Regions from separate parts of the Homo sapiens genome. Here region 2 is linked to region 1. A link is an interaction called in ENCODE POLR2A ChIA-PET data of the cell type or tissue named here. Cell type or tissue: K562. All regions are shown on one strand. Links, peaks and the distances in the headings refer to the core of each region. The heading gives the core; the rest is flanking DNA. Region 1 overlaps KDM4C (lysine demethylase 4C). Region 2 overlaps KDM4C (lysine demethylase 4C).

Evidence for each region. Peaks named below come from ENCODE experiments on the same cell type or tissue, not always from the same donor. Only the 100,000 strongest peaks of a DNase experiment are listed, where the experiment ranks them.
Region 2: POLR2A ChIA-PET joins it to region 1 with 7 read pairs; 3 of 35 experiments call an interaction of 5 or more read pairs at or near these places.

What each region holds. Positions count from the first base shown.
Region 1 is chr9:6,834,017-6,850,095 of GRCh38, reverse strand. KDM4C (lysine demethylase 4C) reads right to left here. Exons shown (of 22, transcript NM_015061.6): 5 at 396-589. It also overlaps the pseudogene ACTG1P14. Among named protein-coding and RNA genes, the nearest start is that of KDM4C, 84 kb to the right of the region's middle. RefSeq lists an enhancer at 14,774-15,495. In K562, for the core only: no CTCF peak of the experiment used is centred there; no DNase peak of the experiment used is centred there.
Region 2 is chr9:6,774,341-6,790,419 of GRCh38, reverse strand. The region is part of intron 1 of KDM4C (lysine demethylase 4C); the gene reads right to left. Among named protein-coding and RNA genes, the nearest start is that of KDM4C, 24 kb to the right of the region's middle. RefSeq lists enhancers at 622-1,337, 12,941-13,100, 12,838-13,429, 13,430-14,021, 14,614-15,206. In K562, for the core only: no CTCF peak of the experiment used is centred there; a DNase peak (open chromatin) is centred at 10,369.

The DNA of each region.
Region 1 (16,079 bases), core at 5,624-8,123:
CTTCTAGGCTACAAACCTGTACTGAACTAAATATTGTAGGCAATTTTAACACAAAGTATTTAGCTACAAAGTATTCATTTAGCTAAACATATCTAAACATGGAAAAAGAATTTTTCAATTGCATTATAAACTCAGGATGACCGTTGTATCTGTGGTCCATCATTGATCTAAACATTGTTATACAGTGCATGACTGTACGAGTTACCATGGGGTTTATGGTTTCCAAGCACAATCCCAGACAGAATAGAAGACAATTAACTATTACAGTCAAAAACTTCCTTACAGCTCACATAAATCTGAATCCACCAAATCAAAGAACAAAATCCTCTTCAATATGTGCCTGATGCCCAAATTTCAAAACTCCAAAGTAAATGAATATTAAACAAGTAACTTGCCAAGACTTGGGCTCTCCAAAGTGGAGATAATTAATGCTATAGAGGTCCATGTCTTCGGTGTGCCATGCAAACGTGGTCTTCCACATGCCAAAATAGAGATATGGGGTATTTACACCCTCAATAGAAATGCCACACTCTTCTTCAACCACATCCAAGACTGTATTGAGGCGAGCTATGTTCCATTCATCCACACCCTGGAATGAGAGAGAAAAAAAGAGAGAGAAATCAAATCTTACTAAACCATGAAAGATAGCATTTACTAATCAAACCACTATCCACCAAAATTATTACATTGTATATTCTAACTAACTGAAAACTGAAAAATAAAACAACTCTTATTCAAGAGCCACATACATATGTCCATTATTATTGGTCAAAGATTACTACCAGCATAATGTGGTTCCATACAACTATCTGGTAGAAATTTATACCAAATAGCTTCCTGATGCCAAATGGAAATGAAAGTTACAGACCCACTCCCAACTTGGCTGTCAGCAAAAAATTACTGATTCAAAGTAGATGATCCGGCATGTGCTCTCCCTCCTTGGCACACCTTTTTGTTTTTGGGGTTTTGAGATTTGGGTTTTCTTGGGATTTTTTTGCACATTAGTTTAGAGGTAATATTCACCATCACATATCACATCAAGAAACCAACAGCAAAATATATCTTCTGCTATCTCTCTCCCATCCCTATCCATTCAATCTTAGCATGTAATACATTGTTTCCTTAAAGTTCCACTCTAATTATTGGAAAAACTCTTGGCAGTATCCACTGATCACTGTGCTTCTACTGATGCTTCAAATAAATATTTACCTCTTATGTTAATGGAAAAATTTAAACACATAATGCCTATTAAAAATACTTATCCCAACTTTGGTAAAACTGCTGGAATAATGTAGTTTTATAACAGTATAACAATATGGATGGTGATGGCAGAGCGAGGGAAGGTTAGAGTCACTACTATAAGAGTTAAGGTGATAGGAAAAGATTCTGGTTTGATTAGAACTTAACAATCATTTTTTTTTTTTCCCCTGAGACAGTCTCACTCTGTCGCCCAGGCTGGAGTGCAGTGGTGCAATCTCAGCTCACCGCAACCTCTACCTCCCAGGTTCGAGCAATTCTTATGCCTCAGCCTTCCACACAGCTGGACCTACAGGCGTAGGCCACCGCACCCACCTAATGTTTCGTATTTTGAGTAGAGACAGGAGTTTCGCCATGTTGCCTAGGCTGGTCTCGAACTCCTGGCCTCAAGTGACCTGCCCACCTCGGCCTCCCAAAGTGCTGAGATTACAAGCGTGAGCCACCACACCCGGCCAATCACTCATGAATTGACTACAGTTCACAACTGCTTAGAAATTTTTACAAACTATGCATTTTTACCATATATTTTTATCAAATTCTAAATATCAGAGACTAGGCATGTTCCTGTGTAATCATGGGGAAACTGAAATGCCTTTAAAGCCATTCCAACCTTTTCGTGCTAATGCACTATTAGAGAAGCGCATTGGCCAGGTGCAGTGGCTCACGCCTGTAATCCCAGCACTTTGGGAGGCTGAGGAAAGCAGATCACTTGAGCCCAGGAGCTCAAGACCAGCCTGGGAAACATGGCAAGACCCCATGTCTATTTTAAAAATAAAAAATTGAGGGTATTAAATTCATCTATGTCTACCAAAATTGTCCTCTCCAATAACTATACCAATGGCTTCACATACAACCACTTCTAACATTTCCTGAACACACTAAAAGCTTTTAGAGTTGTTCTGTTTTCATTTTGGTCTTTAAATGATTTTCTAATCAGTGTGTTAATCTTACTGTCTAAAGCTTTGGGGTTAAAAAACTATTGATGAAGCAGCTAATGAAACTCTGACTCAGGTAACATAACTGAACATGCCAAAGGACATAATTTAATTCCCAAATTCTCTTAAGTAGCCACTCTATCTACAACTTAGGCCACACGCTGAGAAGCTTGTTATTTGGAAACTGGTCAAAGTATCCGTTTAGAGAAGATCCGGCCGGGCGCGGAGACTCACGCCTGTAATCCCAGCACTTTGGGAGGCCGAGGCGGGTGGATCATGAGGTCAGGAGATCGAGACCATCCTGGCTAACACGGTGAAACCCTGTCTCTACTAAAAATACAAAAAATTAGCCAGGCCTGGTGGCGGGCGTCTGTAGTCCCAGCCACTCGGGAGGCTGAGGCAGGAGAACGGCCCCGGGAGGTGTTTGCAGTGAGCCGAGATCGTGCCACTGCACTCCAGCCTGGGCGACAGAGCAAGACTCCGTCTCAAAAAAAAAACAAAAAAAGAGAAGATCCTAGGTTCCAACTTTTCAGACCTCATAGAAGTTCAATCACATTATGTAAAATATTTTATCTCATTCTATTTATAGCGATGCAATCTCTTAACTCTAGTCCAATCAGACTTCAGTCCAATCACTCTAATAATAGAGTCCTATTTAAAAGTCATTAGTGAAGCAATGAATCTGAAGTAATAAATGAGCACCATATTATAGGAACCATTTTTAAACTGAATGAGCTTGCAAATTTAGACACAAACTATTTCTCTAAAATTCCTACATATGGAGACATCTAAGTTTTATTTCTGACTGACACTATCTTTTAAAAATAACCAGGGTTGAATCCCTTGACATCCTAGACCCATGGTATGAGGGGAAGAGGGTAGAGATCAAATAGTGCTGGACAAAAAGACCTAGATTATAACCCCAGCTCTGCAGGTCACTGAGGGGAAAATCACGGAGCTTTTCTGAGCGTCAAGTCTTTCTTCATGGAAACACAAGGGTTCTTGTACCCTCCTAGAGTTGCTCGGAGCACTAAATAAGCTAATGAAAATAAACTTTAATAAAATAAAATTTAATTATTAGAACTGATATAATAAATATCACCACTATTCTCTAGCAAATCTTACTGGAAAGCCTCCCAAAAAACAAGTCAAGCATGTGAGAAGTGATTATTTAATAAAATGTGTTTAAATTCACTACTGAATTTCTCCCCGTTAATGGGCAAATAACATATTTGCAGCAGTTTCTTCTCAGCAAGGCAAGGTTGCTAAAAAGTAATTTATTTTGCTAAAATAAAAAGTCATATAATTTCAATTAAGCAGTTGTGCAAATATTAAGAATAACCAACAGAGATAAATCTTATTGTTTCAAAATTCTTTCTCCAATTTTTGTTCTCTACTATTAAACTAGCTATCTGACTCCAAAAACAGGCTCCACAAAGGCTCTTCTGAACAGTACCAGGTCTGTCTCATATACTTAGACCAAAAATGCACCTAGTTATCATTAAAGTGAAGTGTTATACAATATACTACCTCATTACACTATACACACTTGTATCTTACATTTATTCTAAACAATCCTATAAAATAGGTAATGTTATTCCCAAATGAACAAATGAAAAAATTAACACTCCTAGCTAGAAGTAGATGGTAATGATTAACCTAAATCTATCTGACTCCTGGACCTTCCCTTTTAAAGGTTTATGCTTCTAGTCCTGATCCTTTCAAAACACAACATATCATCCTCTTCTCTCAGCATCATTGTCAACAAAGATCTGAGGTTCAGGAGCAGCAAACACGTGAAGCTGCTGCATTCTTCCCACCAGAGGCAGTGCCACTCTACACAAATACCAGCAAGGCTTACACTGCAGACTGCTTCACTTGAGAGCAGGTGACAGGAATGATTTAGTGTAAAAGCAGTCTCCAAACCCCAGCTACACACAAGCCCCACAATGACAAGTTAGAATCTGCCGAACTGTTTAAAACTTAATTCCATCAGGTTTCAGCAGAAAGGCTGCACACCAGCCCAAGTTCACAGACAAAAGTCTCCTCCTGGATTCTGTCTCCCTCGAACAAAACTCTCCCACACATGTTCAGCAGGCACATGAGCAATATTCATAACTCACCTGACTTCCAATGGACTAACTGGAGTCCTAAGCCTGGGAGTCTACGTGCCCCGGCCCCTTTCTCCTTTCATGCCAATTACCCAGTTGGAGCCTGTCCTGCCCCATTCCTTTACGTATCCTGCATCTGTTTTCTGAAACAACTCACAATTGGACCACGATTTTTGCACACAGGTGTAACTGAGAACTTTATTAGGGATATTCCCTTTCAATCAGTGATAGTATCTTCCTCCTATCAGGAATCAGACAGCAGTTTAAAAGCACTCGTAGGCCAGGCACAGTGGCTCATGCCTGTAATCCCAATACTTTCAGAGGCCAAGGAAGGAGAATCACTTGAGGCCAGGAGTTCAAGATCACCCTGGGCAACACAGTGAGACCCCGTCTCTACAAAAAATTTTAAAATTAGCCAGGTGTGGTGCCTCACGCCTGTAATCCCTGCTACATGGAAGGCTGAGATGGGAGGATCAATTGAGCCCAGAAGGTCAAGGCTAGAGTGAGCCAGTGATTGCGCCACTGCACTCCTGCCTGCATGACAGAGCAAGACCCTGTCTCAATCAGTCAATCAATCAATGCATTCCTAAATCTTCAATGTCTCAACTAGGCCATCCTGGACTCTCTCCACAGTAACTGCACTCAGTCTCTGCAAAACTGAAGGGAACAACACAGCAACATGCCATGTTAGAAACCTTGAGAAATAATGAGCCATTTCCACCTACAGAAAGAAATAATGTGAAAATCATAGTAGCTCAATTTTTCCCAAAATATTTCCAATGCAACATTAGAAATATGGGTCCTAGGCTGGGCGCAGTGGCACACGCCTGTAATCCCAGCACTTTGGGAGGCCGAGGCAGGCGGATCACCTGAGGTCAGGAGTTCAAGACCAGGCTGACCAACATGGTGAAACCCCATCTCTACTAAAAATACAAAAATTAGCCGGGTGTGGTGGCACACACCTGTAATCCCAGCTATTCAGGAGGCTGAGGTAGGAGAATCACTTGAACCCGGGAGGCAGAGGTTGTGGTGAGCAGAGATCATGCCACTGCACTTCAGCCTGGGCAACAAAGCGAGACTCCATCTCAAAAAAAAAGAAATATCAGTCCTATCAGATGCCAAGGTCGAAAAACTTTGTCCTCTTTAACTCTAGCTCTTAAGACAGTCACAGTGCTGACAGGCACCCCCAAAAGCACTCATAAGGAAACCTGTGTAACTTCGTTTAACTCTGCATTTCCCAAAAATCATTTGACCACGGAAGCTTGTTTGTATAACACATTTACATCATGTAAAACAGTGCTGTGTGGGACAACATATTAAAGGAAGCCTTATGATAGGCGGTTCCCTAAACACTGTAGTGCAAATGTTTAAGTCAGTAAAACAAAAAATTACTGTGACCACATCAGAGATGCACTTCAGAACCCGGGGTGTGTGAAGGGGTGGCTAGAGAATGGTCACATTTATTGTCAAAATACACATATTTAATTTGATTATGTCACTAAAAATAAAATAGTGTAAATTAGAAAAACTTAAAACAAAAGATATTTGTAAATGAAGATAGTCCAAAGGATTAAAACTAGGAAAAGAGAAGACTCAATCCAACGTTATAAAACTATAAAATGTACTGAAAAACAGAGAAAAAGCTTTTTTAAAAGTACGTAAAAATGATGGTTTATGCCTGTAATACCAGCACTTTAGGAGGCTGAGGCAGGATGAACACTTGAGCCCAGGAGTTTGAGACGATCCTGGGCAATAAAGAGAGAGACCTCATCTCTACCAAAAATTTTAAAAAATAGCCGGGTATGGTGACACATGCCACAGGTCCCAGCTACTCAGGAGGCGGCTGAGGAGGGAGTTGAGGTTGCAGTGAGTCATGATTGTGCCACTGCACTCCAGCCTAGGCAACAGAGTGAGATGTCTCAAAAAGAAAAAGATGGCATGTCCATCAAATATTACAAAAAAGATTTTTTTAGACAAAAAATAGATTATTAGTAAACTTTTGAAAACTGTGTCACTGCTGCACTCACCCAGCAAACAGTAAAATGGAATGAAGAATTTCAATCTGAAAGAGTAACCGAGTATCAGAATAGCACCATGCTGCACTGGAATCAAAAGTTCTCCAACCAAATGCTGGCTCCACCACTCACCAATTATAGGATCTGATGGTTTCTCAATCGCCTTTCATGGCAGAGCTACGCCCAGGGTTCAGTGCTGCAAATTGGGCCACAAGAAGACTGTGGCTACCTTGAAAGGACCACAGGAAAAGTCCAGTCTTTCACTGAAACTGTTTTCAAGAAAATACATTATTCCTAGCAGAAGTGGAGAAAGCCCTAAGGCTTCCCAATAGTACATAAATCCACACATGCCTACCTTATAGGACAGTTGTAAAGAAAGGATTACAAAACACAAGTGAAAATATTTTGAAAAATTGCTTAAATTTTTCATTTTCAAAGATGGGGAGAGGGTTCAGACCACAGCTTTTTAGAGGGGCACCTCGACGGATTCACAGCCCATTCCACTTCAAAGAGGGCTGTCAGCATCCTGTTCCAAACAGCATGGCAGCAGGCCGGGCACAGTGGCTCATGCCTGTAATCCCAGCACTTTGGGAGGCAGAGATGGGAGGATCACCTGAGGTCAGGAGTTCAAGGCCAGCCTGGCCAATATGGTGAAACCCCATCTCTATAAAAATATAAAAATTAGCCAGGCATGGTGGCACATGCCTATAATCCCAGCTACTCGGGAGGCTGAGGCACGAGAATCACTTGAACCCTGGCGGTGGAAGTTACAGTAAGCCAAGACTGCACCACTATACTCCAGCCCGGGCAACAGAGCGAGACTCTGTCTCAGAAAAAAGAAAACAAAAAACAAAGAGTACAAGAACACAGCAGGAAGTGGAGAGCTGAGTAATAAAGCAGGACTTACAAACTCAGGTGCCCAAAGAGCCAGGCAGGTAACAGCAATTAGTGAAGGCAGCCAGGTATATGTCAAAAAACGTGGGTATTGGGGGTGATGTGTATTTGGAGACAACCTACTATCCTGTCTAAAGGAGACAGCCATTACTCAGTCACTGGGAATGCTGCCAGATTTTCTGATTTTTTTTAAGCCACAAATCCCAATTTTATGTGACATTAACCAACTTTTAAAAACATGTGGATCAGTCCTGGTGCAGTAGCTCACGTCCGTAATCCCAGCACTTTGGGAGCCCAAGGCAGACGGATCACCTGGGGTCAGTTCTAGACTACCCTGGTCAACATGGTGAAACTCCATCTCTACTAAAAATACAAAAAAAAATTAGCCAGGCGTGGTGGTGTGGGCCTGTAATCCCAGCTACTCAAGAGACTGAGACAAGAGAATCACGTGAACCCAGGAGGCGGAGGTTGCAGTGAGCCGAGGTTGCAGTGAGCCATGATCGCATGCCACTGCATTCCAGCCTAGGTGACAGAGCAAGACTCCGTCTCAAAAAAAAAAAAAAAAAAAAAAGAAATGTGGATAAAAGAAAATAAATCTGTGGCCAAATCTGCAAAAAATGTAGCAGGCATTAAAGAGTCCATACTTATTACAGTAATTTTAAAAGAATAAAGGAAGGAGGAGTTTTGGAGACAGGCTATAAATATGAAGTTAGTGGTTGTGAGCTTACTGCTTTAAAATGAATCATATATTTGTCCAACACTAAATAGCTCTATCAGTTACTCCATAAATGTGTCCAGTAACTGGAGTGAGACTATACAAGTGGTAGGAACCTAACAGGAATCCACTCTATGAGCATGTTTTATCTCTCTGTTCCATGATCAATATGCAAATGGCCAAAGAAAAACAAAGTAAAATGGCAAAACACAAAGCCTGAGCAATTAAGAAAACTGATAACCAGCTCCAGGATAAGTAGGATCTAGCACAGCCCTGAACAAAACTGTGTAACTTCTTAAGAGAAGTCTCTGTGAGGCAGCAGAATGGCAGGGAAGGTCTGCTAGAACTTAGCCATTTGCCAGGCACAGGTGATGATTCTGTGAACTGCACCAAAGACGGCCTGATCATGCATTCTGCTTTGTCCACCAAGTGGAATAGCTATAGTCACTTGCCCACAAACCTGAGAAACTGCTACAATATCAACACGGAGACTGTGGAAGCAGCCCTGGATGATTACTGAAACACTTCCAACTGAACACACAAAACGTGAAGATGTTCTTCACTCTGGCATATTTTAGGGGCTGCTTTCTCATTTGTTGTACATAAAAGCAGAGTTGGCTACAGAAAAATTGATAAACTGATACACACGATTATTACTAATCATATTTTTATGGTACTTTCCATATAATAGAAGAGGAAAAGTCTATATGAACCTTGTTCCCCAAAATTAGGTCAAAACCACTAACCTGTCACTCTCTCGCTAAGTCTTTCCATATCTTCACAGTTATCACTCTATATTCCATCCTCAACAACATCCTTCCCATTTCCTGCTGTCACCCTCAGCACCTTCAATATTATCCTCATGTGGCTGATTTCCAAACAAAGCTATGAGCCCCCATCTTTCTCCTGAGTTTCAGTGCCACAGAGCCAACTCCAAACTGGGCCAATAATGACCAATAAAAATTTTTGAAATTCAAGAATTCACAGGGGGAACTACCACTTCATTAGAAAATCCAATTATTAAAAAAAGATCTGCCACCTAGATTCTGTAAGAATCTGAGAAAATACTGAAAGAACCTGTTAAAGATTCTCAAGTTTCCAGGTCTACCCCGTAACTTAACGAAGTCATCAAAAAGAATATACAGATGGGCAGGACTACAGTCTTTCTTCCACCACAAAAATGCCATCACCAAGTTACATTTAGATGTGCTCTTGGTCTTTCCAAGGGCTGACATAGCTAGCACCCATTTAAATTGCCTCTCTCAAAGCTTGCTAACTGTAGAGCTGGGGACATGTCTTCTACCTAACAACATGGCATGCACCACCATCTCACATAGAATTGGAAAGAAACAAGAGGTGGGATAACCCCCATGCTAGGAAAACAAAAGCAAAACATCATTTCATTTTACAGATGAAAGGAAGGTGCCCAGTCAGTAACTTACAGGACTCCTTATTTGAAAATTAGAACAGAGGGCTGGATGCGGTGGCTCATGCCTGTAATCCCAATGCTTTGGGAGGCCGAAGTGGGGGCGGATCACAAGGTCAGAAGTTTGAGACCAGCCTGGCCAATATGGTGAAACCCCGCCTCTACTAAAAATACAAAAATTAGCCAGGCGTGGTGGCAGACGCCTGTAGTCCCAGCTACTCGGGAGGCTGAGGCAGGAGAATCACTGGAACCTGGGAGGCAGAGGTTACAGTGAGCCAAGATCCCACCACTGCACTCCAGCCTGGGCGACAGAGTGAGACTCTGTCTCAAAAAAAAGACAAAAAAAAGAAAAAGAGAAAATTAGAACAAAGGCCAGGTTCAGTGGCTCGTGCCTGTAATCCTAGCATTTCAGGAGGCCAAGGCAGGCAGATAGCTTGAGCCCAGGAGTTCAAGACTAGCCAGGACAACATAGCAAAACCCCATTTCTATAAAATACACAATAATTAGCTGGGCATGGTGGCACCCGCCTGTAGCCCTAGCTACTCAGGAGGCTGAGGTAGAAAGAGCACCTTAGCCTGGGAGGTCAAGGCTGCAGTGAGCCATGATTGTGGCACTGCACTCCAGCCTGGGTGACAGAGTGAGACCTGTCTCCAAAAAAAAAGAGGAAATTATAACAGAACAGTTAGTCTCCTCAACAGCAAATGTATCATCTGTCCAGTATATCATAGCTCTTTGTAAACAATCCCCTCATAAATACTGGAATTGGTCTCATTTTTATATTTCAGCATTGTGACATGGTGTTTCTCATTAACCCATTAATGTGAAGCTTTTTATTTTTTTGAGATGGAGTCTCACTCTGTCACCCAGGCTGCAGTGCAGTGACGCGATCTCTGCTCACTGCAACCTCCACCTCCCAGGTTCAAGCGATTCTCCTGACCTCAGTCTCCTGAGTAGCTGGGATTACAGGCACATGCCACCACACCCAGCTAATTTTTATTTGTTTTAGTAGAGACAGGGTTTCACCATGTTGGCCAGGCTGGTCTCCTGACCTCAAGTGATCCTCCTGCCTCGGCCTCCAAAAGTGCTGAGATTATAGGCACGAGCCACCATGCCCAGCCACATGTCTTAATTTTTAAGTGTAAAAACACTTTAAAATTTTAAGTAAAAAACACTCATTTTTAAGAATTTTAAAAAGACAAATTTGGCCAGGCGTGGTGGCTCACACCTGTAATCCCAGCATTTTGGGAGGCCGAGGCGGGAGGATTGCTTGAGTCTGAGACTTTAAAACCAGCCTGGGTAACACAGTGGGACCCTATCTCTACCAGAAAAAAAAAAAAAAAAAAAAACTGGCCAGGTGTGGTGGCAAGCGCCTGTAGTCCCAGCTACTAGGAAAGTTGACGTGGGGGAATGGTTTGAGCCCAGGAGGTCACGGCTGCAGGGAGCAATGATGGCGCTACTGCACTCTAGCCTGGGTAACCGAGTGAGACCCTGTGTCAAAGGGAAAACAACAGACAAATTTATGCCTTTCCTCATTTGACTTGTATCATCCCGTTTTAGGACTCTTATCCAAGCCCACATTAGAAGACTTTGTCTTTAAAGAAAAGACCATCCACCAAACTCCACTACTGTGCTGGCAACTTAAAGCTAGGCTAATGTAAAATACTGCCACAAATTCATACAGCTGGAACAAGCCCTTGAAGTTTCAAAGGTAACACGCATGGAGAAAAAATAACATAAAATTTGGTTAGTTCTTTAAAGATTTCAAAATTCAATCCATTTCACACCATAGTGTATAGTCTTTTCTCCATAAAAGAAAACAGTGCCTTCTAATAACTAAATTGAAAGTTCTGGTCTACACTTTAATATAGACTGAGGATTTCCCTGGATCTTTACACAATGAGAATAGATCCGTATGCAGTACATTTTGCTTATAGTTAATCATAATGTTTGACATGATAGCTTTTTTGCTGCTTCTTTCTAAAAATGTACTCCTTAAATCTTTATTTTAAAACAAAACTATTTTCCCTTTTGCATTTTTATACACCAAATACCTACGATTTTACAGCACTGCTTTCTGTTTTAGAATTCTCAACAACAACCATCATATAGCAAGTTTTGAAAGAAAAATAATTCTGCAGTGAAAGTGCCACATAAAAAGATAAAGGCAAATATGAGTACAAAAAGGACAGAGAAAAAATGGGGAAAACGTCCAGTCAAATAAAAGACTGCAGTGAGCTTGAGACTCCCACCTTGAGTCTAGACTACTGATAGTGTGAAGTTAATGGAGTTTCCTGGTTCCAGGCAGAAATAACTCCAATCCTCTTGGGAGAAAAGAATCATACATTTAGATCCAGAATTATTCCACAAATTAACATCAAGTCTACGCATACAAGCAAAGATCACTGTGCATACCGGGAAGAAAGCCAACACTGCAGAGAGATAGCGCAAATAATGAACAAATTGTTCAGACCAGCCCCTCAAGCAGGACCACTAATATTGAGTTGTCTTATTCTGTCGTCAAGGAATAAGAAATGTTTAAAGAAATAAAAGACGGAATTGCTAAGACAAGCAAAGAAAAATAAAATATTTGGAATGTCCAGTCCAACCTGAAGGAGAGGTGAACTCCTAGAAAAGAAATATATCATTATTAAACTAAAAACTCAGTGAAAGAGTTAAATAAGAGAAACAGTTAACCAGTATTAACAAGCAAAAAAAGTAGTTAACCAGAATATAATATTTAGGACATTAACATAGTACAGTACAGAAATACAATGAGATTGAAAGTCTGAAAGGTAAGTTAAGCAATACTGAGGATAGAATATGCAACATTATAAGACAGAATCTAATCAGTCCAGGAACAATGAGAAATACAAAAAAACTAAATAAAATAGTAAAAATCTATTAAAATTAAAATTAAGACATTTGTTCATTAAAAGACATTGTAAATAAGACAAACAAAATAGTGAAAAGAATAGCCACAACTAGAGCAAATAATTCAACAAATATAACTGGGATAGTTTTGGTATCCAGAATAAAGAATTCCAAATAAAGAAAAAGCCAAAAGATCTAATAGAAAAATAGAGGACAGTTCATAAAGACAGGAATATGAATGGCCGATAAAGACATGAAAAGATATTCTAAGCCATTTTTAATCAGAGAGGTGCAAATTCACATAACATATTTTACAGGCACAAGAATGACATCAAGTAGTAAGATATTAAGCGTGAAGACTGGATCAGCATGAAGAAGCTTTTAAAGCTGATGGAAATGTTCTGCGACTAGACTGGTGATGGCTGCACGAAAATCACTGAAGTATACACTTAAAATGGGTGAATTTTGTATTGTATAAATTATAGCTCAATAAAGCTGTCTTAATAATGATTATAAGCTGGGCAGAGTAGCACACGCCTGTAATCGTAATACTTTGGAAGGCTGAGGCAGGCGATCACTTGAGTCCAGGAGTTTGGGATAAGCCTGGGCACCATGGCGAAACCCCATCTCGACAAAAAATACAAAAATTAGTTGGGTATGATGGTGCAAGCTTGTGGTCCCTGCTACTCAGGAGGCTGAGGTGGGACGATCACTTGAGCCCAAGAATCTGAGGTTACAGTCAGCCAAGATCGTACCACTGCACTCCAGCCTGGTTGACAGGGCAAGACCCTGTCTTAAAAAAACAAAAATGATATACAGTGCTAAAGGAATATAAAGTGATACAAACTCTTAGAAAAGCAATTCAACAGTATCTGGTAAAGTTAAATACTCTATGAGCCAGCATTTCCATTCCTACGTAAATACCTTTGAGAAACTTTTACACATGTACATCAGGTACCATGTATGGGATGTGTTCACAGCAACAATATTTATTTTTAAAAAAAAAGAAAGAAAATGTTCACTGGCAGCAGAATAAAAAAAAAGTTGTAAATTCACAAAGTAGAATATTATACAGCAAAGAAAATGAATGAACATTACAATAGCTTACAAAATAATATGGATCAACTGGGAAATACTGTTAGGTGAAAAATATCAAAGACCCAGAAAACTACACAAAGTGATACTATTTTTAATAAGGTCAAAAATAAGCCAAACTAAACATATTGTGTTAAAATACGTGCATGCATGAGAAAACTATTTTTTACAAGGCAAGAAATCAAACACAAAATTCAGGCCACCCCAGAGTGATGGGGGTGGCATAGCAGGAAAGGACTAAAAAAGAGTGGTTGGTCCCTGAGCAGTGCTGTTAATGTTGTAGTTGTTGACTGCATGGTGAGTTTGGGATATTCAAAATCATTATGCTTTAAAACTTAAATATATTGTACATATATAAATCAAATATTAAGATTTCAACAAGCTGATTTATTTATTTATTTTTTTGAGACAGAGTCTTGCTCTGTCCCCCAGGCTGGAGTGCAATGGCATGATCTTGGCGCACCGCAACCTCCGCCTCCCATTTTTTTGTAGAGATGAGCTTTCACCGTGTTGGCCAGGCTGGTCTTGAACTCCTGACCTCAGGTGATCCGCCCGCCTCAGCCTCCCAAAGTGTTGGGATTACAGGCGTGAGCCACCACACCCAGTGATTTTTTTAAGTTGTGCACTTTTATTCAACTGGTCTCAAGTCAGTGTACAGGTAAGCCCTGGCTGCCTGTACCCACTCCCAGGGAGACCAAAAGCCTTCATACATCTCAAGCTGGGGGACAAAAGAGGGGGGCCACGAAGGCTGATCATTCAAAATAAAACAAACTTAAAAAGTATTAAGGCAAAAATTTAAAAAAATTTGCATTACCTAATTTACAAGAAACCTCCCCTATGTGGACTCGGAGGAGGACTAGGCCATTCTCCTTAGACACAAGTCGGGTGGCTTTTAGGAGGGCAAACAACTTCCTGTAACAATGCATCTCACGATATTTGGAATGACTATTAAAAAAAAGAACAATGTACAAACAAGAAATAGAGTCCTCAGCCACACTGCAGAAATTTGGGGGATGTTCACTCCAACCGACTGCTGTCACCTTCACCGTTCCAGTTTTTAAATCCTGAGTCAAGCCAAAACAAAAACAAAAACAAAAACAAAACAAAACAAAAAATAAAGCCATGCCAATCTCATCTTGTTTTCTGCACAAGTCAGGTTTTGTCAAGAAAGGGTGTAACACAACTAAGTCACAGTCCGCCTAGAAGCATTTGAAGGATGGATGATGGAGCCGGACTCATCATACTCCTGCTTGCTGATCCACATCTGCTGGAAGGTGGACAGCGAGGCCAGGATGGAGCCGCCAATCCACACAGAGTGCTTGAGCTCAGGAGGAGCAATGATCTTGATCTTCATCGTGCTGGGCGCCAGGGCGGTGATCTCCTTCTGCATCCTGTTGGCAACGCTAGGGTACATGGTGGTGCCGCCAGACAGCAATGTGTTGGCGTAAAGGTCTTTGTGGATGTCCACATCACACTTCATAATGGAGTTCAAGGTAGTTTCATGGATGCCACAGGATTCCATGCCCAGGAAGGAAAGCTGGAAGAGTGCCTCAGGGCAGCAGAACTGCTCGTTGCCGATGGTGATGACCTGGCCGTCAGTCAGCTCATAGCTCTTCTCCAGGGAGGAGCTGGAAGCCGCCATGGCCATCTCCTGCTCGAAGGCCAGAGCAACATAGCACAGCTTCTCCTTGATGTCACGCACGATATCCCACTCAGCCGTGGTGGTGAAGCTGTAGCCACGCTCGGTAAGGATCTTCATGAGGTAGTCAGGTCCCGGCCAGCCAGGTCCAGATGCAGGATGGTGTGGGGGAGGGCATATCCCTCGCAGATGGGCACACTGTGGGTGACCCCGTCACCGGAGTCCATCACGGTACCAGTGGTACAGCCAAAGAAGTACAGGGACAGCACGGGCTGGATGGCCATGTACATGGCTGGGGTGATGAAGGTCTCAAACATGATCTGGGTCATCTTCTCGCGGCTGGCCTTGGGGTTCAGGGGGGCCTCGGTCAGCAGCATGGGATGCTCCTCGGGAACCACATGCAGCTCCCTTTAGAAGGTGTGGTGCCAGATCTTCTCCATGTTGTCCCAGTTGGTAATGATGCCATGCTCGATGAGGCACTTCAGGGTCAGGATGCCTCTCTTGCTCTAGGCCTCGTCGCCCACATGGGAGTCCTTCCGACCCATGCCCACCATCATGCCCTGGTGCTTGGGGTGCCACACGATGAAGGGGAAGACGGCCGGGGGTCATCGTCACCTGCGAAGCCAGCCTTCCACATGCCGGAGCCGTTGTCGACGACGGGCGTAGCAATATCATCATCTATGGTGAGCTGGTAGCGGGTGTGGACAGGCAGCAGAGCAGTGAGGGCCAGGGTCTGTGCTCACGGGGCGGACGTGGTCTTGGCCAACAAGATGATTTTTAAAATCATGACAAAGAGACTATCGGCCAGATGGGGTGGCTCATGCTGTAATCTCAGCACTTTGGGAGGCCAAGGCGAGCAGATTGCTTGAGCTCAGGAGTTCCGAAATCAGCCTGGGCAACATGGCAAAACCCTGCCTCTACTAAAAATACAATTAACTGGGCATGGTGGCGCACGCCTGTAGTCCCAGCTTTTTGGGAGACTGGGGCACCAGAACCGCTTGAACCCAGAAGACGGAGGTTGCAGTGAGCCAAGATTGCATCACTGCACCCCAGCCTAGGTGACAGAGCAAGACTATCTTAAAAAAAAAAAAAAAGACTATCTCTTGAGTCATATCCCATGA
Region 2 (16,079 bases), core at 8,914-11,413, 63 kb after region 1:
AAAAAAAATTAGCCAGGTGTGGTGGCAGGCACCTGTAGTCCAAGTTACTCAGGAGGCTGAGGCAGGAGAATGGCATGAATCCAGGAGGCGGAGCTTGCAGTGAGTGAGCCCAGATCACGCCACTGCACTCCATCTCAAAAACAAAAACAAAAAAACAAAAAAAACAGAGCAGGGCTACAGATAGTGATGTAGTCATTATTTGTTTAAAGAAAGTTTGGCCAGGCGCGGTGGCTCACGCCTGTAATCCCAGCACTTCAGGAGGCCAAGGCGAGCGGATCACACCACCACACCCGGCCAATTTTTGTATTTTTAGGGATGGGTTTCGCCATGTTGGCCAGGCTGATCTCAAACTCCTGACCTCAGGCGATCCCACCCGCCTCGGCCTCCCAAAGTGCTGGGATTACAGGCGTGAGCCACCGCACCCAGCCTAGAAAGTTTAAATGAGCATCTATCTCACAATGCACACATGAGGAAGTAGGAGATACATAAAATTTAAACCTCACCACCCTTTAGGAACTTACAATCCAAAGGAGAAAATAATCTGCACAAAAATATATTAACACATGGTAGAAAATATTCTGAATTCTCCCTGCCTCAGGGAGGGGGCCTGCAACAGGGAAAAACCTTCCAGGCTACATTCCTACCTGCCTCTGTTCACGTGTAGACAGGTACATACCCCCAAATTCATGGGCTTCAGGATAGCAGCCTCACTCTATATAGTATACACACAGTCCTTTAGAAGCATCTGGATCTGGTCCAGGCACGGTGGCTCACACCTGTAATCCCAGCACTTTGAGAGGTCGAGGCAGGCAGATCACTCGAGTCCAGGAGTTGGAGACCAGCCTGGGCAACATGGCGAAACCCTGTCTCTAAAAAAAAATATAAAAATTTGCTGGGCGTGGCCGGGCACAGTGGCTCACGCCTGTAATCCCAACACTTTGGGAGGCTGAGGTGGGTGGATCACCTGAGGTCAGGAGTTCGAGACAGCCTGACCAACATGGAGAAACCCCGTCTCTACTAAAAATACAAAAATTAGCCAGGCGTGGTGGCACATGTCTATAAGCCAAGCTATTCGGGAGGCTGAGGCGGGAGAATTGCTTGAACCCAGGAGGCGGAGGTTGCAGTGAGCTGAGATCACGCCATTGCACTCCAGCCTGGGCAACAAGAGCAAAACGCCATCTCAAAAAAAAAAAAAAAAAAATTAGCCAGGCGTGATGGTGAGCGCCTATAGTCCCAGCTACTCGGAGGCTGAGACGGGAGGACTGCTTTACCACCCCGGGGGGCAGAGGGTGCAGTGAGCCAAGACTGTGCCACTGCACTCCCACTCCAGCCTGGGTGAAAGAGTGGGACCCTGTTTCAAAAAAAAAAAAAAACAAAAATCTGGATCTGGCCCTCACCTAACTACTATGGCCTCGTCCATCATCACTGTCTGCACTGTACTTTACACTCCAACAATACTCACTGACTTGTGCTTCTGTAAACAAGCAAAGCTTTCTGTGTTTCTGCACGGTATTCCTTCCCCTCACAGCAGCCTCTGCCTGCTTCCTCACCTGACAAACTCCTGCACACCCCTGAGATTCCTAATCCTCTGGAACAGGCCTGCCTGACCCATCACCGTGTTCCCAACTCCCCCTCTGCGTTCATTATAGCAGTTGCCTGTCCCAACTGCTGGCACTTCCAACCACCCACTGAGCCATCAGCTCCTCCAGGGAAATGCCGGCTCGCCACCTCTTTAAGCCCTAGCATACAGTCTGGCACCCCAGCCTGGCTCACAGTATCTGCTGCAATAATTATTTGCCAGCTGAATGAAGGAGTAAGTGCCAAATTGTTAACATATTTACATAATGATACCAAATTCAGGAAAAGGAAAGCAGTAGTCCCAAACACAGAAAAGTTACTTAGAAAACAGATTCACTTGCATGACTGGTAAAGAATAATGCAACAGAAAAATCTGGGCAGTGAGAACAGGGTAGAAGCCCACAGATCACCTTTGTAGAAACATTTGGTACACAGAAGGCAGTGTTCATCTTCGACAGGCTAAAGAACAAGGGTGGCCCGAGCATTTCCCTAGGCAGAGGAAAAAGCCAATAGGAAAAAGGAAATCACTGAGTCATTCAACAAATAGTTATTGTATGCCTAACTGCTGGGCAGTCATTCACCAGGGAACAAAGTCCTGACACTAATGGAATGAAACAGACAATAAAAAGTACATGCTATGAAGAAGAACCAAGGGTAAGGGGATAGACTGCAAAGGGGAGGGGTGGCTATTTTATACAGGGTAGGCAAGGGAAGGTACTTCGGAGGAACAAAGGGCTGAAGGAGGGAATTAATCATACAGATATCTGGAAGAAGAACATTTTAGGCTGAAGGAACAACAAGGAAAGAGACTATCGGACTCTTCAAGGAACAGCAAAGAGATGCGTGTGGCTGGAACTCAGTAAGCAAGGAGGAGAATGGTGAGAAATGAAACTGGGGAGAAAAGGAGTTTGGCATTTACTCTGCATGAGATGGGAACTGATCCTGGGGTTCCTCCCCCTCTTAGTTATCCAGTTCTTGGTACTCAAACATCCATTCCCCTTTAAGGAGATAATGGCTGTCTCTAAAGAAACTTTTCTGGACCATCTGAAGCAGAGAAATGAGCTGGCTCACATATTGTAAATCACATTCTGGCTCTTGTGTCAAAAAGGACAAGGCTGGAAGCAGGGAGGTCGACAAGGAGGCAATTTACACTAACCCAGGCAAGTTAAGACGGCAGCTTGGACCATGATGGGCAGAGGGAAATGCTCAGATTGTAGATTGCAAATACATTCTGAACAAAATTTCTTGACAGAAGTAAGAGAAATACGAATCAAGATTTCTGGTCTAAGCAACAGAAGAATGGCTCTGGGCCTGGGCGTGGTGGCTCACGCCTGTAATCCCAGCACCTTGGGAGGCCTAGGCAGGCAGATGACCTGAGGTCAGGAATTTGAGACCAGCCTGGCCAACATGGCAAAACCCTGTCTCTACTAAAAATACAAAAATTAGCCAGGTGTGGTGGTGCGTGCCTGTGATCCGAGCTACTAGGGAGGCTGAGGCACAAGACTCACTTGAACCCCGGGGGCGGAGGTTGCAGTGAGCCAAGACGGTGCCACTGCACTCTAGCCTGGGCAACAGATAAAGACTCCGTCTCAAAAAACAAACAAATGAAAAATGGCTCTGACAAGAAATTGAGGCACAGAAATTGTTAAGACATGCAGCAAATTAGTGGCTACTAGAATTAAACCTAGACCTTGACCTAGTTTGCTAACTGGTCTAGGAAATATACTCTGCCAGTTTCTAGCATCACTACTCCCTTGATTACACAAAACTATTTCTACCTACAAATCAGATACATAGATTAAAGACCTAGATAGCTTAGGTTTTAGACCTTTTTCAATCTTGGAAGTTAATATAGGATAATCATAAAATTTTAAATATGTTAAATAATCTAAAAAGTTAACTTTCACTACACCACCCAGATCTTTGCCAATATGATGGGCAAAAAAGTATGGTTAAGTTTCATTTATTTGATTCTTAGTGACAGTGATCATTTTTGAACACACATAGCCATTTGCATTTCTTTTTCTGGGAGGTGCCTACTTACATTCATTACATTTAAAAGGTATTTATATTAATAAATGTTCTGTTCCTTGAGTTCTTCCTAATCTATATTTATCATTACTAAACTTAATCATGCTACAATTAAATCCCCAGTCCCTCTTGTTTCTCTTTTACCTTTATTTTTCTGAACCAAGAAGAAACAGAAGTTTAAAATGTTCTTCCAGTAATGTTTCCAAGTCACAGGAAAATAGGTATATCTTAAAACAAGCACCACTATGATTTTTAGCTGAAGGTGATAATCATTTTTTTAAATGCTACCCTTCTTTTGACTGAGTCCACAAAGTGAATGACAATACTATCTCTGAAGGCAACTGTTATCTTGCTTCCACAGAGCTGGTCTTCAATGTTTCTGAGACCACCTACAGCAAAAACGATATTTATAGCAAGTACCCTAAGAATTTTTTTAATAAGCTAAAGACCTTTCCATTGAATAAAGTCCAGCACTAACTCATATAACAACCCATGTTTGTTTCTGAAAATTTTTACATTATGATAAAGGACAAACATCTACTCTCCTTGTTCTAATGAGAACGTGTCTTTATTTGGTAATAAAAAAGAAACCAAGTCTGATGCTTTCCGGCCAAATGTAATACTCTATCCAACATTGCCTTCCTTCCCTGTCTACACCTGTGTTTCTGACTTGTATTCTCTTAAACAACTTCTGTGGGAGGAGTAAAAACTGACAGCTCTCATTGTGTATTAGTTTCTCCAACAAAGCCTGCCACAGAACTGATGTGCACTGCTGCCTCTGAAGAGAACAGTTCAGTATCTACTTTAAAACACAGCCCTCTAGGAACCTAAGCACTCACAGTTAGCAGACTATGTCTCTGGCTAGAAAAAGAAGGATTCTGGGCCCTACCTGAGGTGATGGAGTCTGGCCTTTCAATCCCAACACTCAGCACACTGGGTGTGGCCTCACAGGAGCCAAGCAAGCTTCTGCTCTGCACACTGCTTTGGCTGGGCATTGTTAGGGATTGACTTGTGTCCCCCCAAAAGACACGCTGAAACCTAACCCCCAACACCTGTGAATGTGGCCTTATTTGGAAATAAAGTTTTTGCAAATGTAATCAAGTTAACATGAGGTCATATTTGATTAGGGTCGGCCCTGATCCACTATGACTGGTGTCCTTTTAGGAAGAGAAGAAGCCAGGCGCAGTGGCTCATGCCTGTAATCCCAGCACTTTGGGAGGCCAAGGTGGGCAGATCACCAGGTCAGGAGTTCAAGACCAGCCTGGCCAATACGGCAAAACCCTGTCTCTACTAAAAATACAAAAAAATTAGCCAGGCATGGTGGCGGGTGCCTGTAATCCCAGCTACTGGGGAGGCTGAGGCAGAAGAATCGCTTGAACCCGGGAGGCAGAGTTTGCAGTGAGCCAAGATCGCACCACTGCACTCCAGCCTGTGTGACAGAGTGAGACTCCATCTCAAAAAAAAAAAAAGAGGAAGAGGAGAAGAGACAGACACAGGAAAGAGTGCCATGTGAAGATGGAGGCAGGGACTAGAGTCATGCAGCTGCAAGCCAAGGAATGCCAAGGACTCCTGGCAAACACAAGAAACTACAACAAAGGCTGTAAGCAGATTCCTGCCTAAATCCTTCAGAGAAAACACGGTCCTGCCAACACCTTGATTTTGGCCTTTAGCCTCCAGAACTGTGACAGGATAGACGTCTCTTGTTTTAAACCATCCCAGTTTGTGATAATTAGTTACATTAGCCCTAGGTAACTAATACAGGCATGAAGGGCCAGACTGGAGGGAAAGGAGAAGAGGACCACGTTCTCCAATCTTAGCTTTATCAACAGCAAAGCTCCTAATACTCTGACTTTTCATCTAACTTCATCCTTCTCAAATGGTTCTAAACTGGGGAGGAAAAGGGAAGTCGCAGGCCACCTCCACAACTCTCCATTAATCGTTAGCACATCTACCCAGTTATTGAACCACAAGAGGGCTTGAAAGGGCCCCCCAGGCCTGGGCCCCAGCTTAGAAAGCAACACAGCAAAGAAACTCCCTGAGCCTCCTGACCATTTTTGCCTAAGCCAGGACTCATTTCTCTCTCACAAGTCCAAGCAGCTTTTATTTCATCCGTTTCATCCCATTCCGATCACCACTCCATCTTGTTCCACCTGCCTGCTGAGGCCAGGGGTAGGAATGGAAGAGCAGACTCAAGGAGATAGTTCTGGAACAGAGTGCCTTGGATCCTAGACCAAAAGGATTTTTTTTTCCTCTTTTCTTTTGCTATAAAGAATACAGTGGGCCGAGTGTGGTGGCTCACACCTGTAATCTCACCACTTTGGGAGGCCAAGGTGGGTGGACCACTGGAGGTCAGGAGTTCACAACGAGCCTGGCCAACATGGTGAAACCCTGTCTCTACTAATAATACAAAAAAAATTAGCCAGGCATGGTGGCATGTACCCGTAGTCCCAGCTACTTGGGAGGCTGAGGCAGGACATAACAGACCTAACTGGATTTTTATTTTCTCCTCAGGACCAGGAACAATAACTGGATTTTAATCCCTCCCACATGCCTCCTCCACTTAGTAGCTGTGTGACCTCAGGAAAGTTACTTAAATGAGGCCTCTGCTTCCCCATCAGTAAAATGGGGTAACATTACCTAACCAACTGCATTGTGATGGGGATCCAGTAAGCCACTAAATGTAAGAATTTAGCATATTGCCAGGCTATAGTAACATCTGCATGCTGGCTTTGAAAGAAAGAAAAAAAAAACATTCAAATTAAATATCTTCCATGAGCTTCTTCCTCACTGCCTACAGATGCTCAAATTTCTCCCATATAACTTTCAAAGGCTTCCTGTATGTCATGTCCCCTCCTAGACTCACCCAAGCTACAGCCTTCTCTCCCCAGCCTCTCACAGACAAACCCCAACAGAGAACGGGGTTTCTTTGTCAGTTCACCTCCTGACTCAAATCTTCATCTGCAATCTGATGTCTGCCTCCACCAATGGATTGAAATCACTCCAGAAAAAGTTGCCAGTAACTTTTTAATTGCTACAATCAATATGTTGTTTTTAGTCCTCTTACCAACCCTTCTGCAGCCTCTGAAACCAGAAAAGCCTCTCCAGGCACAGCTTTTGTGGGTGGTGGGCAACTAGCCCCTCCTCACTCTCTGATGGTCACTGCACTCTCTGGAACTCCTTTCCATGCCCCTATTCCTCAGCGAACCCCTCCACTATTGGTATGCTGCAAGTCTCTTTCTGCAGTTATCTTCCCTTTCCACCAAACACAGACACTATGGGAGATTTCATCCATGCTGGCCTCAACTGTCCTTCCCAATACACCTCGGAAAAATGCTACATGGGCCTCTCTCTCATGAATCTCAGTCCAGTCTGCTAGGCACAGTCATTTGAAGATGAGTATAAAGCTGTATAGAGACAATAATGAATCTAAAACTTAACAAGGATAAAAACGAATCTGTCCTCCAAAATCTGCTTCTCTATCCCAGTCTTGGTCCTTATTCATTCAATCCATCCACAGTTTAGCTTGCCTCTTTGTGGCCAGCACTGACCACAGCTAATCCTCAAAGAGCTTACAAGTGCAGGAAAGAACAAGTACACAGGCGGTTATTATACCACAGGTCAGGTGCTGCAATAAAGGGAAGCAGAGAGGACCACAAAACCCTTTAGAACAAGAACAGTGGGAGCTACCTTTTACCAGGGTAAAGGTGGAGAAAGAAGTGAAAAGTGAAAGCATCTCCTACACACCAAGCCCATCCTCTACTGCACGGCCAACATCAGAATCCCAAGAGCCTTCCCAAGCCTACCCTCTCTTACTCTCCACTTCTAAGTGGTGACCTTTGTAGTCAATTCAACATCCTGAGCATCTTTCACATCCATTCTCTAGTCTCCATACCAACTATTACTATCCCGAGTGACTTCTGTCGTTCTTTTCTTCAACCACCCCAAGAGTCTTTGCTGATTTTCCCACCTTTAGTTCACCACCGTCAATTCTCTTCCATACATCTATATAAACATAAAGCAAACTTTCTAGACACAAAACTGATGATGCTATCCCTCTTTTAAACCCTTCAATAGCTCAATATCGTTCCAGTATGGAGCCATGAATCTAGCTCCTGCCTTTCCCCTCCCTCCTCAAAGACCCCTTTTGCCCACTTGAAACCTTTGCTTCACTTTAAACCACTCGATGTTCCCAAAGGAGTGAAGCCATTTCCCTCCTTTGCTGTGCTATATATAGACATATGTGTCACGTGTACGCCGTTACGAATACCTTCTGTGAGCAAGACATCTGTTAAGTGCATTAATGTTCATTCTCTTAATTAAATCTCATAAGAACTCCATTGAGAGAGGGACCATGAATATCCCTATTTCACTAATGACAGAGAATAAAATGCTTGCTCAAGGTCCCAAGTTAGTAGGAGCAGAAGATGGGAAATGAGCCTAATCTGAGATTCTACTCATAACTGCTTTGCTATTTGCTTCTCCTATCCTCAGTGGTGCCTATCTGGCAAAACTCATCTTTCAACTTTATCTTACACGTTGACTCCCTTATGAAGCTTTTTGGGCAACACTCCCCACCAACTGACAACGTCCTTTTTAAATGCTCTCGGCACTCCACACACGTCATCAATCTTCATTATTCACAGATTCCGTATCTACAAATTTACCTACTCACTAAAATTTATAACCAGGCCAGGCATGGTGGCTCACACCTGTAATCCCAGCACTTGGGAGACCGAGGTGGACAGATCACCTGAGGTCAGGAGTTCGAGACCAGCCGGGCCAACATGGTGAAACCCTGTCTCTACTAAAAGCACAAAAATTAGCCGGGCATGGTGGCAGGCACCCGTAATCCCAGCTACTGAGGAGGCTGAGGCAGGAGAATAGCCTGAACCCAGGAGGCTGAGACTGCAGGTGAGCCGAGATAATGCCACTGCACTCCAGCCAGCCTGGGCACAAGAGTGAGGTTCTGTCTCAAAAAAAAAAAAAAAAATTATTTATAACCCCAAAATCAGTATTTGTATCACCATTTGTATGGTCATTCACAGACACGCATAGCGCAATGAAAAATTTGAATTGCCCAATGCACACATTCCCAGCTGAGGCCAAACAAAGGCTTTCTTGTTTCAGCTCTCATAATGCAAACAAGTGTCCATTCTATGGTCTATTTAGTGCCATGATTTTTGCACTTTTACACTGTCTGTTGGTGATTTAGCTGCTTAAAATGGCTCCCAAGCATAATGCTGAAGTGCTGTCTTGTGTTTCTAAGTACAAGAATACCATGGTTTATGGCTATAGCTATATGGCTTATGACAAAAATTCATGTTACATAAGGTTGGTTCAGTCATGAGTTACAGTGCTGTTGGCAACAAATTTAATGTTAATAAATCAACAATTATATTTTAAATACAGTGTCTTTAAAAAAAAAACACAAAAAACAAGATTATGTATTGATCAGTTGATGAAAATGTTCTGACCAGAGGGTGACAGGAACCTAAACTTGTACTTCCACTAGGAGCAACATTTCAGTATTTACTAGTTCATTGTTCATGATGACTTTATAGAACATAACTACTGCAAATAATGAGAATCAACTATACCTTGGCCCTTGTAATAAGACCATTCAGAAAAATCCCCTGCCCCAAAGAAGCTTCCCAGCCTACAGGGGTAAATTCAGGCAGCCACTCCTACAGACTACAATTGACTAGCCTGGCACAATCACTTCCCCGGGACTCAGAACTAGAGAGCAGAGACAATGCCATGAGGGGCTACAGCAGCTACTGTCTGCTATATGCATAAACAGAAAATGAGAGAAGGAAAGAGATCAGCAGAGAAAAGTAGAATCAAGAGAATGCAAGGCCCCAAGAAAGATGAAGGGACCAAAAAGCCAAGACTGAATCATCATAGGCATAATGAAATCATGAGCTCAATGCCTGAAGAATCTGCACCTTCAAGAGACTGCATTCTGGAGAGCTGAAATCTACATTATATGAGACATTCCAAATATGATTAAAGTCGCTTTTTTTTTTTTTTTTTTTTTTTTTTGAGAGGGAGTTTCACTCTTGTTGCCCAGGCTGGAGTACAATGGCGGAATCTCGGCTCACTGCAACCTCTACCTCCCTGGTTCAAGCAATTCTCCTGCCTCGGCCTTCCCAAGTAGCTGGGATTACAGGTGGACAGTATCACACCCGGCTAATTTTCGTATTTTTTGTAGAGACAAGGTTTTGCCATGTTTCCAGGCTGGTCCTGGACTCTTGAGCTCGAAGAGATCTGCCTGCCTTGGCTTCCCAAAGTGCTGGGATTACAGGTGTGAGCCACAGCACCTGGCCAATTTCTCTTTCGTTTTTTTGTGGGTTTGTTTTTAATAACAGTATGAGAATTAGGATACTTGAGAAGCAATATGAGCCAGAATCCTTGCAGATGTTTACAAATTCCCGATCTCTTAACTTTTTACTGTTATAATTCCCACACCTCGTTTGAGATTAAAAATAAATTACCTCATCTTTAATGGTGCTTTCCAAAGGATTCAACTTAAATTTGGTAGAAACAATAACACCGCTGTATTCACAGCTAATCTATTTACATAATTTTTAATTATATCTCATACTTACACAGCTGGCATAAACTGGATGGGAAATACTGTTGACCTGCTGAGTATTCAACTGGTATTTGGATATATTAACAATAGGCATAGCCTACTTAGCCCTGTGTGTGAGGTCAGTGGTGTTCTTTAGAGAGAATGTATGGTATCCCTTATCTGGTTAAGATAAGGGTGAGTCAGAGCTACTATAGTAGGCCAGTAAGATTAAGTAGCTGTAGGTGGCTGGCTAGTTTGCTTAAATAGCTCAATTAGTAATTGCATTCAGTGCTACAAAATGAATTTTGAGCCACTCAGGTTAATTTCATAAAGATTACACCAATGAACCAATTATTAGAAAGGATTATTATCAAAACGCAAATAGGAGTGAATAAACCTCCATGTGATGCACATCTGGTATTTGTAAAACAGCAGGTTTCCCACTTGCCATTGTCATCAGTTTATATTTGATAATAGCATCAGTCATGATTCAATTACCCATAGACACTGCTCTGGTTAACTTAAGCAGAAAGGGATTTGATATTGACTGGTGTTAGAGCACTGTTGAAGGTTGCAAGAGCAGACTCTCAGCTCAATCCCCAGGGATGTCTCCCAGAACACTGCTGCAGCAGGAGCTGTCAAGGGAACTGCCACTGCTACTACAAACAGAAGATCAGGGTCCAAGTTCATAGCACCTTGACTGAGATCTGGGGAGCAGGAAGTTGCTGTGGAACCTGTTTGTTTCACGAACACACCAAATTAGTTATGATCTAGGGGTCAGGAATCGTGCCAGAACTATTTCTTCAGACCCAAGCTACTTCTGCTAGATCTACTCCAGCAAGAATGCCTTACAGGTTTCCACTCTCTCCTTACCCTGCTCAGTTCTGAATCTAAGTCTTTTCATATTAAAAGACTTTAATCAGCCAGGCACGGTGGCTCACGCCTGTAATCCCAGCACTCTGGGAGGCCGAGGTGGGCAGATCACGAGGTCAAGAGATCGAGACCACGGTGAAACCCCATCTCTACTAAAAATACAAAGAATTTGCCAGGCATGGTGGCGGGCACCTGTAGTCCCAGCTACTCGGGAGGCTGAGGCAGGAGAATGGCTTGAACCCGGAAGGTGGAGCTTGCAGTGAGCCAAGATCACGCCACTGCACTCCAGCCTGGGCGACAGAGCGAGACTCCATCTCAAAAAAAAAAAAAAGACTTTAATCAGGCCTGGTGAGGTAGCTCAGGCCTGTAATCCCAGCACTTTGGAAGGTCAAGGTGGGTGGATCACCTGAGGTCAGGAGTTAAAGACCAGCTTGGCCAACATGGTGAAATCCTGTCTCTACTAAAAATACAAAAAATTAGCCAGGCCACTTGCACTCCAGTCTGGGCGAACATGAGACTCCTTCTCATAATTAAAAAAAAAAAAAAAAGGCACCAAATCTCCACCTAGATAGACGAATCTCACAAATGTAACACTGTGACACAGAGTCTTGCTCTGTTACCCAGGCTGGAGTGTAGTGGCATGATCCCAGCTCACTGCAACCTCCGCTTCCTGGGTTCAAGAGATTCTCCTGCCTCAGCCTCCCAAGTAGCTGGGATTACAGGCATGTGCCACCACGCCCCGCTAATTTTTGTATTTTTAGTAGAGGCGGGGTTTCACCATGTTGGTCAGGCTGGTCTCAAACTCCTGACCTTAGGTGATCCTCCCAGCTTAGCCTCCCAAAGTGCTGGGATTACAGGCGTGAGCTACCGCACCGGGCCTTGGAAAAATCTGATAAACTTTTGTATTTAGCTGTGGAAGCAGAGAGCTGTCACTTGAGTGAATAAGTTATTTAGCTACAAAGGCCTGAAACCCAGGAATGGTGGGGTGGCTCATGCCCATAATCCCAGGACTTTGGGAGGCCCAAGCGGGAGGATCACCTAAGGTCAGGAGTTCAAGACCAGCCTGGCCAACATGGTGAAACCCTGTCTCTACTAAAAATACAAAAATTAGCCAGGGGTGGTGGCAGGTGCCTGTAATCCTAGCTACTCAGAAGGTTGAGGCAGGAGAATTGCTTGAACCCAGGAGGCAGAGGTTGCAGTAAGACGAGATCATGCCACTGCACTCCAGCCTTGGTGACAGAGCAAGACTCTGTCTCAAAAAAAAAAAAAAAGAAAAAATTAGGCAAGCATGGTGGCATGCCTGTAGTCCCAGCCACTCAGGAGGCTGAGGCAGGACGATTCCCTGAGTCCAAGAGTTCAAGGCTGCAGTGAGCTATGATTTTGCCACTGCACTCCAGGCTGGGAAAGAGTGAGATCCTGTCTTTATGGGGAGAAAAAAAAAAAAAAAGGCCTGAAAACCTGTATGTTTTGAAGAAAAATGATGGAATGATGGGACTAGTTATCCTGACTATCAAACTGAAGAATTTCAAGTTTTTATGGCTTGCAGTTGGAAACCATTTCAGTTTCCAATTACAAACCATTTTAAATCTAGAGGATGGCTTGTTAAGAATGTTACATTTGATTAGCCAAACATGGTGGAAGCAGGTGGAGGTTGCGGTGAACCAAGATCGCGCCACTGCACTCCAGACTGGGCGACAGAGCAAGACTAAGTCTCAAAAAAAAAATTTTAACTTCAAGGACCTGGGGGCAATAAGGAGAACAGATATAACAACTTTCTTGTCTTAGACAGGTAAAGGGAACAATCTCAAAAATGTAAAACACAGGCATTCACTACTGAAAGAGCTACACTCACTACAGAAAAGATAAAATGAGGCAGATCACATTGTCATTCTAAAAGTCCTCCCACAGCCCCGGAGATGTGCCCAGCTGAAGCTGAAGGAAGACTCTTTGCATGACTTAACAGCTGGGGCAGCTAACATTTAAGTACTTAACATGAACATCAAGAGGTTAACAAACTCACTCAAAAGCAGCTTTGAAAAGATAAAACCTAGCAGTTACTGAGGTTTTGCTGAGAACGTAAGTGGCAGAAAGGAGTAGAGAGCTTTGGGTGCTTAAGGTCTGCTTCCACCCTGCTGTAGATGAAAACACCAAAAGTATAATATTAATAAAAAGAATTCTTCCCAGATAGCTGCCTAAATTGACCAAAATCCAAAGGAAATCAACAACAGCAATACAGATTAGACAACTGACTACAGAGTAAGTGAAAATCTGTTGTTTCCTTACTTGGGGGTAGGGGATGAAAATACAGAAGGGTGAGGAATCCTGGAAAAGTTGACAATACAAGACAATAAAAACTTAAGGGTCAAACTCAATATACAAACCTAAGTGCTATAGGAATTCCTGGGGAAAAGATAAGACTACAAATGGGCACAGTAGGAGAAGCCTTTAAAAGGTGGGATTGAGGCCCAGCACGCGGGCTCACGCCTGTAATCCCAGCACTTTGGGAGGCCGAGGCGGGTGGATCATGAGGTCAGGAGTTTGAGACCCACTGGCCAAGATGGTGAAACCCTGTCTCTACTAAAAATAACACAAAAATTACCCGGGCGTGGTGGTATGTGCCTATAATCCCAGCCACTCGGAGGCTGAGACAAGAATCGCTTGAACCCAGGAGGTGGAGGTTGCAGTGAGCTGAGATAGCGCCATTGCACTCCAGCCTGGTCAAAAAGAGCAAAACTCCAACTTAAAAAAAAAAAAAAAAAAAAAAAGTGGGTTTGAGACAGGCCTTGAAGATAAATGGGACTTGAGCCAAAGAAAGATGTGTTGAGGCTGGGCACAGTGGCTCACGCCTGTAATCCCAGCACTTTGGGAGGTCAAGAGATCAAGACCATCCTGGCCAACATGGTGGAAACTCTGTCTCTACTAAAAATACAAAAAATTAGCTGGTCGTGATGGCATTGGCCCGTATTCCCAGCTTCTCGGGAGGCTGAGGCAGGAATCACTTGAACCCGGGAGGCAGAGGTTGCAGTAAGCCGAGATCGTGCCACTGCACTCCAGCCTGGCAACAGCGCGAGACTCCATCTCAAAAAAGGAAAGAAAGATGTGTTGAGCGGGGCATGGTGGCATACACCTGTAAAGCCTGTAGTTCCAGCTACCCAAAAGGCTGAGGCAGGAGAATACCCAGAGCCCAGGAGTTCAAGGCTTCAGTGAGCTACGATCGCACCACTACATTCTAGACCAGGAGACACAGTGAGGCCTCCATCTCTAAAAATAAAAAAGAGAAAGGTGTGTTATCCTTCTATGGGATATACGGAACGCACAAAAATAATTTTTAATTGTTCATGTATCAAAAGTAACAATGGTTCTCAACCAGGGGTGATTTTGTATCCTTGAGACATTGGCAATGCCTGGAGACATTTTTGTCACAAGAGGAAGAGTTCAAGTTGCATCTAATGGGTAGATGCTGTTAAACATAAAAAAGTCCCCACAACAAGGAATTACCAAGCACCAAAACATCAGCAGTGCAACTGTTTAAAAACCATTTGTCGCTGGGCGCAGTGGCTCATGCTGTAATCCCAACACTTTGGGAGGCCGAGGCAGGCGGATCACCTGAGGTCAGGAGTTCGAGACCAGCCTGACCAACATGGAGAAACCCCGTCTCTACTAAAAATGCAAAATTAGCCAGGCGTGGTGGCCAATGTCTGTAATCCCAGCTACTCCGGAGGCTGAGGCAGAAGAATTGCTTGAACCTGCGTGGTGGAGGTTGCAGTGAGCCGAGATTGTGCCACTGCGCTCCAGCCTGGGCAATAAGAACGAAACTCCATCTCAAAAAAAAACCATTTGCTAGGGCCTCAAGAAATTCTAGCGTAAGTTCAACAATAGACATGTACAATAATGTTCATTACAGCATTTTCATAAGAACTAAAAACTGAAAACTCAAAAATCAATCTACAAGAAAATAAGGAAATGAATCACAATATATTCACCCGATGGAACTACACAGCAGTGAAAATTAACAAATCATAGCTACTCCCAGGAATATGGATGAATCACCAAGCAGGATGGCTCACGTCTGTAATCCCAGCACTTTGGGAGGCCGAGGCAGGCTGATCACTTGAGGTGAGGAGTTCAAGACCAGCCTGGCCAACATGGTGAAACCCCATCTCTACTAAAAATACAAAAATTCGCTGGGTATAGTGGCATATGCCTGTAATCCCAGCTACTCGGGAGGCTGAGACAGAAGACTTGCTGGAGTCCAGGAGGCAGAGGTTGCAGTGAGACAAGATTGTGCCACTGCACTTGCACTCTGACCTGGGCAACAGAGAGAGACTCCATCTCAAAAAAAGAAAATAAATATGGATGAATCTCAGAAAGCCTTAAACTAACCAAAGCGTAAGTCCATTTTCACAAATCTGAAATCAAATTTAATCTACTCTTTAAGGATAAATGCATAAAAGACAAATCCATTTTTTTAAAGCAAGGGCATATGGAACACAAAAATCAGGACATGGTTGCCAAGGAGAGAAGATGGATGAGATAGAAGAGAAACATACAGTGATATCTGGGTGAATTCATAGAACTATACCATGTCTTTTGCATGCCCCAAGTATCATATAAAACCTTTTTTAAGATGAAACAATCAATATAGGTAATATATTTCTATAAATATCTGCAAGAAAATATTTTAATGCTATGTTAAAATTTTTTTTTTAAACACTCTGTCACCCATGCTGGAGTGCGGTAGCACAGTCTCAGCTTACTGCAATCTCCACCTCCCAGGTTCAAGTGATTCTCCTGCTTCAGCCTCCCAAGTAGCTGGGATTACGGGTGTGTGCCACCACACCTGGCTAATTTTTGTATTTTTAGTAGAGACAGGGTCTCGCCATTTTGCCCAGCCTGGTCTCAAACTTCTGGGCTCAAGTGATTCGCACACCTCGGCCTCCCAAAGTGCTGGGATTACAGGCATGAGCCACCACGCCCAGCGTAAAACTGTTCTTTAAGAAATCCCTCTGTATGTCAAGCAATT